3 separate regions of the Homo sapiens genome follow, and all the other regions are linked to region 2. The links are chromatin contacts, found by Hi-C or POLR2A ChIA-PET in ENCODE. All regions are on one chromosome and are shown on one strand. Each heading gives the region's core, a stretch centred on a gene start or an enhancer-like site at or near the end of the contact. The rest is flanking DNA. Distances are from core to core; before and after follow the strand shown.

Region 1 (3,360 bases), core at 642-3,141, 630 kb before region 2:
GGCTTCCTTGCTGACCTGGTATATGTGAACATTCTGTGAATATTTCATTTGTTTGAATTACTCTTTCTATTCATTTTAAAGCTTGTTCTCTTTACCTCTTCCCCAAATGTATTCAAGATTATAGATTATATAAAACAAATATTTTCATAGATTTGCATATTTTATCTATTTGATCTATCAGCGTCAGAGAAAGATAAATCTTTTAATTCTATATATAATAGTATTTAACTTTCTGATTATAATAGTTAGTATATTAACTAGTTTTTGTTATTTTACCATTTTTATTTTAACTGTTTTTTAATATTTTTATGTGTATATATTTTTATTACTATTTTATCATCTTCATTTCCTTTATTTTATAAAGTATTCCTCCTTGTCTCTCATTAGTTTTGCCTTTATTTATATTTTACATCATATTAAAATTGCTATCTCAACTTTTATTCATACTTTCCTAGTATGTAATTTTCTGTCCTTTCATTTTCAAGTTTTTACACCTTTTATCTCTGTCTTCTGTGGACACAATATTGCTGGATCTTTTTTTTTTTTCCAATTTAAGATTCTCTCCTTTTGTTTGGTGAGTTCAAAACACATGTTTATTATAATTTGTTCTATTGGAATTTATACCGCCATCTTATACATTCTTTCCATTTGCTATACATTTTTTCCTTTTTTTCTCCTTTTCTGCTTTCCATTGAATAGATCAAATTTATCTCTGTTAATTTGAAAGCTCTATTAAAAAAATTTAGTGTTTACCCATAACTTATTAGGCCCTGTATTTTTATTTTTCTCTATAACATTGTAAATATATCAATTGTTATAATTTAACATGCTCTCATTTCTCTTCTGTCACCATCACCAATCCCATCAGATTTTCTGAAATTATCTAAAATTTTAATTGTTATTTACTCTTTTGGGTCCTTTATCATTTAAATAACAGTATACTTTACTGAGTCAATTAGTCATCCTTCTTGTAAATTTAAAAAACACATAGCACTCTCCTGAGTTTCTCTTCTTGGCAGAATATTTTCTGCAAAAGTATTTTGCATATTTGAAAATTGCTATGAGAGCAGATTTTAAGTGTTCTCATCAAAGATGGTCTTTGAGTGGTAAACCTTTTGCGGTCTTTTTAATTTTAGATTAATTTAAATGATAGTTGAGCTAAATATAGAATTGTAGGTTTAAAGTTATTTTCCTTCAGTGATATAAAACATATTAAGTTGCTAGCACTTTATGTGTAGGTTTCTTACTGAGATGTCTAATGTCAATCTGATCCTCCTTCACTGCTGAACTTTTTCGTGGAAAGTTGAAAAATGGCCTGTCTTCATGATCTTAAATTTCACTGTGATGTGTCTAATAGTGAGTTTTTTCTTCTCTATCAAATATGAAACCTTATAGGCCATTTTGCTCTTGGGATTTTAATCTTTCTTTACTTTTATTACTATTTAAATGAATAGAATGAATGAATGAATGAATGAATGAGAATTCTCATTCATTTTTCAAAGATTTCTTCTATTTTTTCCCTCCTACTGGAATTTCTAATTAAGAACTGTCCTCTCTTTTATTTTGCCCTTGAAATGATATTTGTTAAGTGATCTTAGGAAAGATACAAGCCTCTCTAAAATGGAGACAATATTTATCTCATAAATTACTATTAGTTTTGTCATGGAAGTCTTCCTTTCAGTTACCAGAAACTGCAATACCTGATGCCAGCCACAAGAGGCCAGACAGCCATCAAGAAAACTAGTACTGCTTGAGGGTTTTATTTTCCTTTCTTTCCTTCCTTCCTTCCTTCCTTCCTTCCTTCCTTCCTTCCTTCCTTCCTTCCTTCCTTCCTTTTCTTTCTCTCTCTCTTTTTTTGTAAAGCCCTGCTGAGTACCATGGTAGCTATTAGACCTGAAATATTTCTTTAGCAAGTATTCTCCAAACAGTACTCACTTCCCCATTGAATGCTTAATCTCCAGTGTCGATAACAGGATTAGTTTCTAAGCCAGGCTTCCCTGAGTTTGCAATGTGAGATGTAATAGGTGCTCTTGCCACTCCTACTGCAGGGCGAAATTCTTGCAATTCAGAGAAGGCTCTTACCGACACCCTTAAGAACGAATGTTTTCAGGAGGTACTATTGTTAGCTCTGTCACTTACTGGTAGAGTGACTATGGGCAAATTGCTAAGACTCCCTAAGCCTCTGGTCAGCTTCATCTAGAAAATGAGGATAATGACTTACCACATAAAGTTACTGTGGAGCTTCACTGAGATGACGCCAGCCCAGGTTAACATGTTAACAATGCAGTCTTTGTTGTTTCCTCTTTTGTAAAATGAGGGGACTGTGGAATGGGTCTTTAAATTCCCATCCCATGTGAATATGCAGTGTTTAATGAAACTGTATTACTCCTTGGAGAAGATCTAACTCAAAAAGATGTTTCTGAGCCATGAACGTTTCCTGGAATTATTTATCAGACTGGCGCGATGGAGATAGAGAAGTAGGGGAGGGTGGCTGTTCCTCAGGCCTGAAGACTTAGGTCTTCCCAGAGAGTTCTGCCTCTCAGTTGTAAGACCCAGGGAATTGGCTTAGACATCATCTCAGTCTCAGTTTACCTCTTCCTAACATGGGGCTGAAATACCTCCCTCACAAGATAGGATTCATGAGATCGTGTGTGTGAATCTCTTTAAGCACAATAGAATAACATCCGTATCTGGAAAATGGGCTTAGTAAGACCTCCCTTGGAGGGCTATGAGAAAAACAAATGAGACCATGTGTATAAATTGATTAACACAATTCCTGGAGTATATAGAAGCTTCAGAGAATGATAAAGCACCAATTAACAGTCAAGCCTAACACAGTGAAGTAGAATGTTAAGAATTGGAACTCAGAGCCCTGTAGGCAGCTCCCAGAGGTAGGCAGGTGCCTGGCACTGAAGCACAGCCCTTCTTGCATTATGCTGGATATAAGTGCTTGCTTCTACCAGCTCCGTGGCAAGGTGGCATCTGTCCAAGGAACAGAGTTAATGAAGGCTCCGGCTGCAGATAAATGAGCTTCACATTGGCCCATTAATCACTTTCCACTTCGAAAATGGCCACCCTCAATCCTTCTCTGTGGAGTTGATGATCATGTACAGAGGCTGCCTGCGGATAGAGATCCTGAGGAAGAGGGGCTGAAAGAGTCCTGCTGGTCTACCCCAGAGCCTGTCTAGTCTGTTCCACACAAATTCAACTGCAGGTTTCCTGAGTTTAGTTCCATTCAAAGTGCATCTTTATCGAGCTCCTGCAATATGCCAGACACTGTGCTGGGAACCGAGGAGTCAGGGATGAAGATGGCATGGTCCCTGCCCCTGAGCTCAGAGACCTGGGGGAGAGAAGCATGAG
Region 2 (3,627 bases), core at 593-3,092:
TGTCACTGGCCGGGCACAGTGGCTCACACCCGTAATCCCAGCACTTTGGGAGGCCGAGGTGGGCGGATCACCTGAGGTCCAGAGCTCCAGACCAGCCTAACCAACATGGAGAAACCTCGTCTCTACTAAAAATACAAAATTAGCCGGGCGTGGTGGTGCATGCCTGTAATCCCAGCTACTCGGGAGGCTGAGGCAGGAGAATCGCTCAAACCCGAGTGGCGGAGGTTGCGGTGAGCCAAGATTGCGCCATTACACTCTAGCCTGGGCAACAAAAGCGAAACTCCATCTCAAAAAAAGAGGTAAAGAAAAGAAATGTCATGAAAATATAATAGCTGACTAGCTGACAAAATAAATCATAACTACCCAATATATTCAAGTAGTCTTATTAATAACCAGGGATCTTAGGAAGAATAAAATCTGTAGACATGAGTTAGGAAAGCATTATAGAATAGATGCTAGGGGTACAGACTTTGGAGGTAGAAAAACCTGGTCTGATCCTTCTTCTGCCACTAACTAGCTCTAAGAATCTGAGCACAAATTCTGTTAGCCTCAGTTTCCTCATCTCTAAAATAAACAGTACCTCATTGGACTGTTGGTAGGATTAAACAAAATACTTCATGTCAAGAGTTTAACAGGGTCCCTGACACAAAGAGCTAAATAAATGGTTACTGTCACTAATGCATTTGGCTTGGGAAAATGGGAATAAAAAATCTTAAGTTTTCCAGCAACTCTTAAAAAATCTACCCAAGGATTAAAATAAATCTCCAATAGAATATAGTTTTAGAGAACATCTGTCCTTGAAACAATTAAATGACTTTGTTCAATAAAAAGTTGAGATTCCTTCCACTCCTGCTATTGAGAATGCTGATCCAAGGGAGAAAGATAAACTGGGTTCCCCCCAGTTCCAAGGCTGATGAGTGGTGTAGGCTCACTAGCGGGCCCATTTGGGAACCTACACAATCCCAAATTCATATTGGAACCTAAGAACAATATTACTATTATATCTTGCAATCAAGAGGAGAATAAAAGTCTCCTCTAAATACTTAGATAACAAAGTTTCTTCATTCTCATTTCCACTTCATCCCATTCCACCCTTCCTGACCACCAAAACCAAACAAAATATCCATTAACAAGAAAATTAAGAGCTGTATCTGGAGAGCAGTCAGGATTACACCATAAGTATTAGGTGTAGCTAAGCAGGGACCCGAGGTCAGGTGCTTGGGTGTTTTGCTTTTCTGCCAAGACGGACATCAGGCTTAAACCAATAGTAAAAGCTGTAAGATTAGAATTTCTTGTATATAACCACATTCTCTCATATACACCAAACACACAAAAACCCACTCCATTGTGCTCACCGCCCACATTTCACACTCAGGAAATAGCTTGTAGCCTTTTTGGCGGTCCCAGCCATTTTGCTCTAAACCTCCTAAAGACGTCCAGTGTTAGCCACACAAAAAGATCACCCGGTACTTCCCCAGTGGGAATAGTGAAAAACGACAGTTAACTCCAGTTAGACAATATTCTACTCTCCCTGTGGCCAGGACAGAAGCCGAACGATACTCCCAGACTCTTCCAGGGGCACGAACAGGAGTGACGAGGGGCCTCACTCCCCAGGCAGGGTTGGTCCACACCTGTCACCACGAGTGGGCGGAAGTAGGGAGGAAGAAACCTTTAGACGCGAACCCGAGCCACCCTGGTACATTCTCAGATCCCACTCACCCCAATCTTCATCCAGCCTGTGAAAGAGTCCCGGGCTAAAAGGTGACTCCATGGTGCCGGCAACCCCAGCCGGCTCCCCCATTTCACAAGTTCCTTCTCCCTGGAACTCCGTGATTAATATCTGGGACGGCGGCGGCAGGCGGACAAAATACTCCGTAACGCTGACGAGACGGTGGCCTAGTAAAGACAAACTACTTTTGCCGCACGAGGGATTTGTACGACACAGGAAAACGTCAGAGACTAAGCAAATTTGAATAGACCTCTGAGTAAATATTTCCCTTTTGGAGTTTTCAGGACTTTCTGTCCCGCTGTTTTATGGGGAAGGCGGGGGAAGACACGCAGACATCAATTCGACTAAACAAAGTTTATCAATAATATTAAAAATAAAAAGTAAAGCCCCTTTCTGAACATTATGGCTTATTCCTTGATTATCCTTCTTAATGCCACAGCGTGGCTATCTCAGAACAAAATTAGAGACTAACAGTAAATTTACTTTAATTTTTACGAATAATTCTCTATCAATGTAAAAATTTTTCATATACGCGTGTATGAAAGAAAAACACTACTATTTTTCCACATTCGTGAAAACTGCTTAACTGGGACAGTAACCGAGGTAAGTGGTACTATAAAACATACTTCTAGAAAGACTACTTTTATTTAAATAAATTGAAACAAAGCAAATATAAAAAGATAAACCCCCCAAATTTATCTCCTAAAGATAAATTTCTAAAGCATAGTATTTAGTCAAAGTCCAAGCGAGTCTACCCTAAGACCTACAGTAATCGAAGTTCCCAATATTTGTATTACTAAAGATTCGGGTTTTATTTAAAGGAAAATCACATACATCACGAACTCCAACTGAAAATATGAACTGAGTTTGATAAAGCAGTTTCAAGAACGCTACTTAAGAGAATTTCTTTTTCATCCATTTTAAATTTCAGCGGCCAGTGAATATTTAAAATACTGTAACCGACGAATACGTATGCTTCTAGGACCACGTGGAATCTTTCCCATGGTAGGTAAGCAAAACAAATGTGCTTCCCAGAACCCTCCAAACTGCTCGTGGGTATATTACTACAGATTACATAATGCAGCAGCGTTCCGGGACGCAAGCCCAGAAAAAGATAATTAAATCCCCTTACGTCAGATGTAACTACTTTTGTCATTAGAAAACTAATAAATTTTCACTTAAGGTGAAATTTATAACACTTTAATTCTCACCCAATTACAAATTCAAAAATTGACATAAAAAACTAAAATAAGGCCGGGCGCGGTGGCTCACGCCTGTAATCCCAGCACTTTGGGAGGCCGAGGCGGGCGGATCACGAGGTCAGGAGTTCGAGACCAGCCTGGCCAACATAGTGAAACCCTGTCTCCACTAAAAATACAAAAAGTTAGCCAGGCGTGGTGGCGGGCAAGTAGCTGTAATCCCAGCTACTCGGGAGGCTGAGGCAGGAGAATCGCATGAACGCGGGAGGCAGAGGTTGCAGCGAGCGGAGATCGCACCACTGCACACCAGCCTGGTCGACATTGCGAGACTGCGTCTCAAAAAAAAAAAAAAAAAAAAAACCTAAAATAAAATAAAATCATCGAGTCTTCTGTATCCCACTAGACACCTTAGTCTTTTAAGAAAATCACCATGACAAATCGCCAATTTTTTTAATTTCCAAAAGATTTTATTTTTATTCAAAAAGTGCAAGTAATTATGAAACAAACATTTGTGACCTATCACCAAGAATTTAAAAATTTAACATTTTTCATTTTTGTCCCAGATTTTTCATAAGAAATTAAATACTACAGAATTGAATTCCTCTTTCCTCCCTGCTTCATTTTCCTCCCTTGGCGTAGGCCACTTCTACCATGAATTTTATGGGTATAAAATTTTATTTTATAAAAATAAAAGTGTAA
Region 3 (3,807 bases), core at 978-3,477, 540 kb after region 2:
CAAGATGGCCCCCTCTTCGCCTGGCCGCCGGTGATAAACTAGCTCTCCTCCCAGCACCAGCCGATGAGTGAGGCTCTGCAGGAAGTGAGCAACCATGATCACTGTGGGGGAATGGGGAGACATGGAGTCAGTCATAGAGACAATATCCAGACCTGCTCCCTCACTCCCAATAACCGCCACCCCAGCCTGCCCAAGAAGTTCCTTTTCTAAACTCCAAACTGTACAGAAGATGAAGAGGCATAGTAACATTAGCAAATGGGCCGCCAAGATAAAAAGAACCCTGTCCCAGTTCCTCACCCGACTCCCCAATCAGGTCAGGATTTCCTAGGGTCAGAGTGGCTGTGTAGTCATCTCCCCGATACTCGCCATCAAACTGCCATGTCAGGAACTTGGCCTGCTGCGTCTGGGTGGCAAGAGCAAGAAGTAAAATCTCCCTCCCTCTTTATGATCATTATAGACTCTGCTCCTCCTTCCAAGCCCTCAGAGCAGGAAACCCGTGGAGGAGAAAGAGGAAGTGCCTCAGGGGATGGAGGCAGGAACTGTGGTCACCTGGAAGACAGCCTTAGCTCGGAGCCGCTCTGCCAAGAGGAGCAAGACCTGGGCGTTCAGGCTGCCACTGCTGTCCATATCCCCTACCACAGTGGGGAACACCTGTGGAAGGGTGTACACAGTAGTAAGGCTGAGCCGGATGGCACCACTCAGCCTAAACCCAAATATAGAACTTCATTAAGAGTGCACAGCGCCCCCTGGTGGAGTCACAAAGACACACTCTGGGCTCTTCACAGAAAATGTTTCTCTACCCTCTCTCATTCAGAAAAGACACAGAGAATCAGGTTACGGCCCATTCCTCCCCATAACACACACAATTCCTCTTCCTCCAGACCTGGGTCCCAGATTGGTTTTTAGGGAGATGACCCAGGTGTGTGGAGCCCTCACCTCAGTGGGACTGAGCTGCCAATCCCCTGCATAGGCCGCATGGAGGTGATATCCCGGCAAGCCCAGGGCACTCATGTGTATAGTGTGCGCCACCTGAGGAAAAGAGGATTCAGTGGAGAAAAGCGCATTCCTGCTCCACTTCAATCCCTCATCCCACCCTTAGTCTTTTCCCCATCCAGAGGGCCTCTCAAGAATCCTAAATATTCCAACATATACAGAGAAGGTCATCGGATTAAAAGCAACAAGTCCCACAGGCACGGAGGTAAAGAGAACCCCACATCCTCCCTCATTTGTCCCACATAGACTGGCTAGGGCTGGAGTACAAAGGAAAGGAGAAGATGATCCAGGGACAGGAAAGGGGGAATAGTAAGGAGGGGCCAGAGAAGTGGGAGCACCTGGAAATGGCTGCTCAGAACCTTGTTGACAACGAGCTTCACTCCCTCCATCTGTGCTGGGAATACATCTGAAGGGGGTAGGGGAAGGGAAGGAATAAGCACAGACAAAGAACCCCTACCCCAAAAGATAGTCTCCCCTTTCAATCCCATAGGGAACACTTTGGAGGAATTAACCTCCTTTCAAGTCCTGCAATGAAATGCTCCACTTCATTTGGGCACCTGATCCTCCCTGAGGCTGCATGACCCAGCTATGATCTCCCCTTTCCTGCTCCCATCGCCGGACATCCGGCATTCAAGACCCTCCACTCCTCTGCCCCTTCATCCTGAGACACCCAAGTGCCAAGTTCTCACCTTTGCATAGACGGTGCAGCTCATCGAAGCTCCCAGGGTTGGGCAGGGGTTCCTCTCGGCGGGGGCTCCGGCGGGGCAAAGTCCCCATTGGTGCCAGGCCCAATGTGTTCCCCATTTTAGTCCAGAGGACTGGGAAGAGCCGAGGTTAGCCTGTGAAAGGACGCTATTGCCCCTTTACCCCCCAACGGGCCCCACCCCCCATTATCCGGCTCCCCAGCCTCAGAAACTTCCACATGGTCCGACGCTACACCTGGAACAGGAAGAGTAGGGAAGGAGAGCACTCATGGAGAGACAACCCTAGGCACACTCCCGCCCCATCTTTGATCTCTCACCCCCACTTGTCACCCTTGTCCTCTCTCCCTTTCTCTGATCCTAGCCCCCACCACAGACTTCACCTAGCTCCCTAGCCTCTCTATTCTTCATTCCCAGGCCCCAAGACCAGGCCCGCAATGGTGCAGTATCCCTTACCATCTCAGACCATCATGCTGCCCCTTTCCCCCCGGCACACCCCGGTCATCTTGATGGGGGCAGCCATCTTGAGTGATGGCAGAACTGCAGCTTCACGCTGCATTCTTAGCGTGGCCGTAAGCGCCATCTTTGAATCTGGCAAAGAAAGCTGTCAAAGACCCAACCCAACCCTGATTGGGCCCCGCCCAATCAATGAAAAAAAAAAAAAAAAAAAAAAGCCTCGCTATTTACCATGGGCCAATGGGAAGGGAGGAAGAAAATGAGTGGCAGGTCTGACGGCCCAAGAGCTTCAACCCTGGAGCTGCAGAGGCGGGCAGGACTTGATTGGTGGCCCCTTAGACTTAAGTGGAAGGCTTTAGATCACTAGGCCTCTCCAAGGTCGGAAAAAAACTTGTGAGCGTACAAGACACTAGAGGGAGCATCTTGTAGCTTGGGCCACTGAAGCTCCTTCCACCCATGTAGTTTCATCCATGAGAAAAGTGGAACTACAGCTTGTAGACTGGCATAGTGTGAAGGGTGGCAGAAAGAACGATTATGAAGACTTCTTTGGAACCCTGGTTCATTTCTATCGCTCCCTTCTCTCCAAAGAACCCATGGGAAATCCTCCTCACAGCCCTCCACAGCACACCTCCAAATGAGTACTACTCATTAAGCGCAGCACTCCCTAGAACAGGGACCCACCCTTCTCTTCTGGAGGTCTACATCTCTCGAAGTCCCCGCTCTTGACCACTTGGTGGAATGGAAACGGGTGTGAGAGTTTGGCGCAGAGGAGTAAGTTCTAGCAGAACTATTCGCTGAAACAGCTGCTTTCTGTATTTAACCCTTCCTTCCCTGAGTCCCAAGGCAGAGTTGGCAAATAAAATCTAGGAATATGGAGCCTGGCCCCCAAAGGCACTCCATCCCAGGACCAGGGACAAGCCAAAGGGCTGACCTCAAGCACTAAGCGCTCCACAGGGGAATAATTGAAAATGGAGTAAGAGTTCTTGGTCTTGGAGGGTGAAGGGTGGGAGGAGGGAGAAGATCAGGAAAAATAACTAATGGATATTAGGCTTAATACCTGGGTGATGAAATAATCTGTACAACAAATCCCCATGACACAAGTTTACGTGTGTAACAAACTTGCATATATAGGCCAGGGGCGGTGGCTGATGCCTGTAATCCTAGCACTTTGGGAGGCCGAGGCGGGCAGATCACCTGAGGTCGGGAGTTCAAGACCAGCCTGACCAACATGGGGAAACCCCGTCTCTACTAAAAGTACAAAATTACCCGGGCGTGGTGGCGCATGTCTGTAATCCCAGCTACTTGGGATGCTGAGGCAGGAGAATCCTTGAACCCGGGAGGTGGAGGTTGCAGTGAGCCGAGATCATGCCATTACGCTCCAGCCTGAGCAACAAGAGCAAAACTCCGTCTCAGGAAAACAAACAAAAAAACCTGCACATATACTTCTGAATTTAAAACAAAAGTTAAAAAACAAAGATTTCTTGGTCTCTGGTCACTACCTCCCTCATCAGCTTTGCGCCTCCACTGTCACCCTCAGGAATGTTCCACATACTCAGCGAGTATGCTTGGGGGGCAAAAGGGTGAAAGATACAAAAGCTTCTGATATCTATTTAACTGATTTCACCCAAATGCTTTGAACCTGGGAATGTACCTCTCC

Evidence for each region. Hi-C counts contacts between places; a loop is a spot of excess contacts on that map. ChIA-PET counts read pairs that join two places held with the same protein, here RNA polymerase II (POLR2A). Pooled maps may share reads with other maps.
Region 1: a loop to region 2 is called in a map of Panc1, with 4 times the contacts of the local background. The contact joins the enhancer-like site here to the promoter of ATF6 in region 2. A Hi-C loop is called at or near these places in 2 of 168 maps with a recorded cell type or tissue (PC-3 and Panc1) and 8 of 50 pooled maps.
Region 3: a map of PC-9 shows a loop between it and region 2 (4-fold over the local background). The contact joins the promoter of TOMM40L here to the promoter of ATF6 in region 2. A Hi-C loop is called at or near these places in 1 of 168 maps with a recorded cell type or tissue (PC-9) and 7 of 50 pooled maps. POLR2A ChIA-PET finds 5 or more read pairs at or near these places in 1 of 52 experiments (T-cell).

The regions. Positions count from the first base shown.
Region 1 is chr1:162,390,647-162,394,006 of GRCh38, reverse strand. No RefSeq gene overlaps it. Among named protein-coding and RNA genes, the nearest start is that of C1orf226, 11 kb to the right of the region's middle. RefSeq lists a silencer at 1,814-2,108. Within about 2 kb of position 1,891, at least 2 of the 41 ENCODE cell types and tissues checked have a DNase peak (open chromatin) inside an H3K27ac peak, as active enhancers do; they include Panc1, where a contact is called at or near this core.
Region 2 is chr1:161,764,535-161,768,161 of GRCh38, reverse strand. ATF6 (activating transcription factor 6) reads right to left here and starts at 1,842. Exons shown (of 16, transcript NM_007348.4): 1 at 1,720-1,842. The coding sequence starts at 1,801. It overlaps ATF6-DT (ATF6 divergent transcript), which reads left to right and starts at 2,015. Exons shown (of 3, transcript NR_187280.1): 1 at 2,015-2,332; 2 at 2,661-2,738. LOC124904444 (a long non-coding RNA gene) reads right to left here and starts at 1,713. Exons shown (of 2, transcript XR_007066695.1): 1 at 1,356-1,713. RefSeq lists enhancers at 1,835-1,914, 1,945-2,024, 3,564-3,627.
Region 3 is chr1:161,224,480-161,228,286 of GRCh38, reverse strand. TOMM40L (translocase of outer mitochondrial membrane 40 like) reads right to left here and starts at 2,227. Exons shown (of 10, transcript NM_032174.6): 1 at 2,151-2,227; 2 at 1,683-1,932; 3 at 1,332-1,399; 4 at 937-1,029; 5 at 550-651; 6 at 298-403; 7 at 1-101. The coding sequence starts at 1,797. MIR5187 (microRNA 5187) reads right to left here and starts at 1,101; the gene lies at 1,026-1,101. RefSeq lists enhancers at 488-667, 2,182-2,251, 2,712-2,821.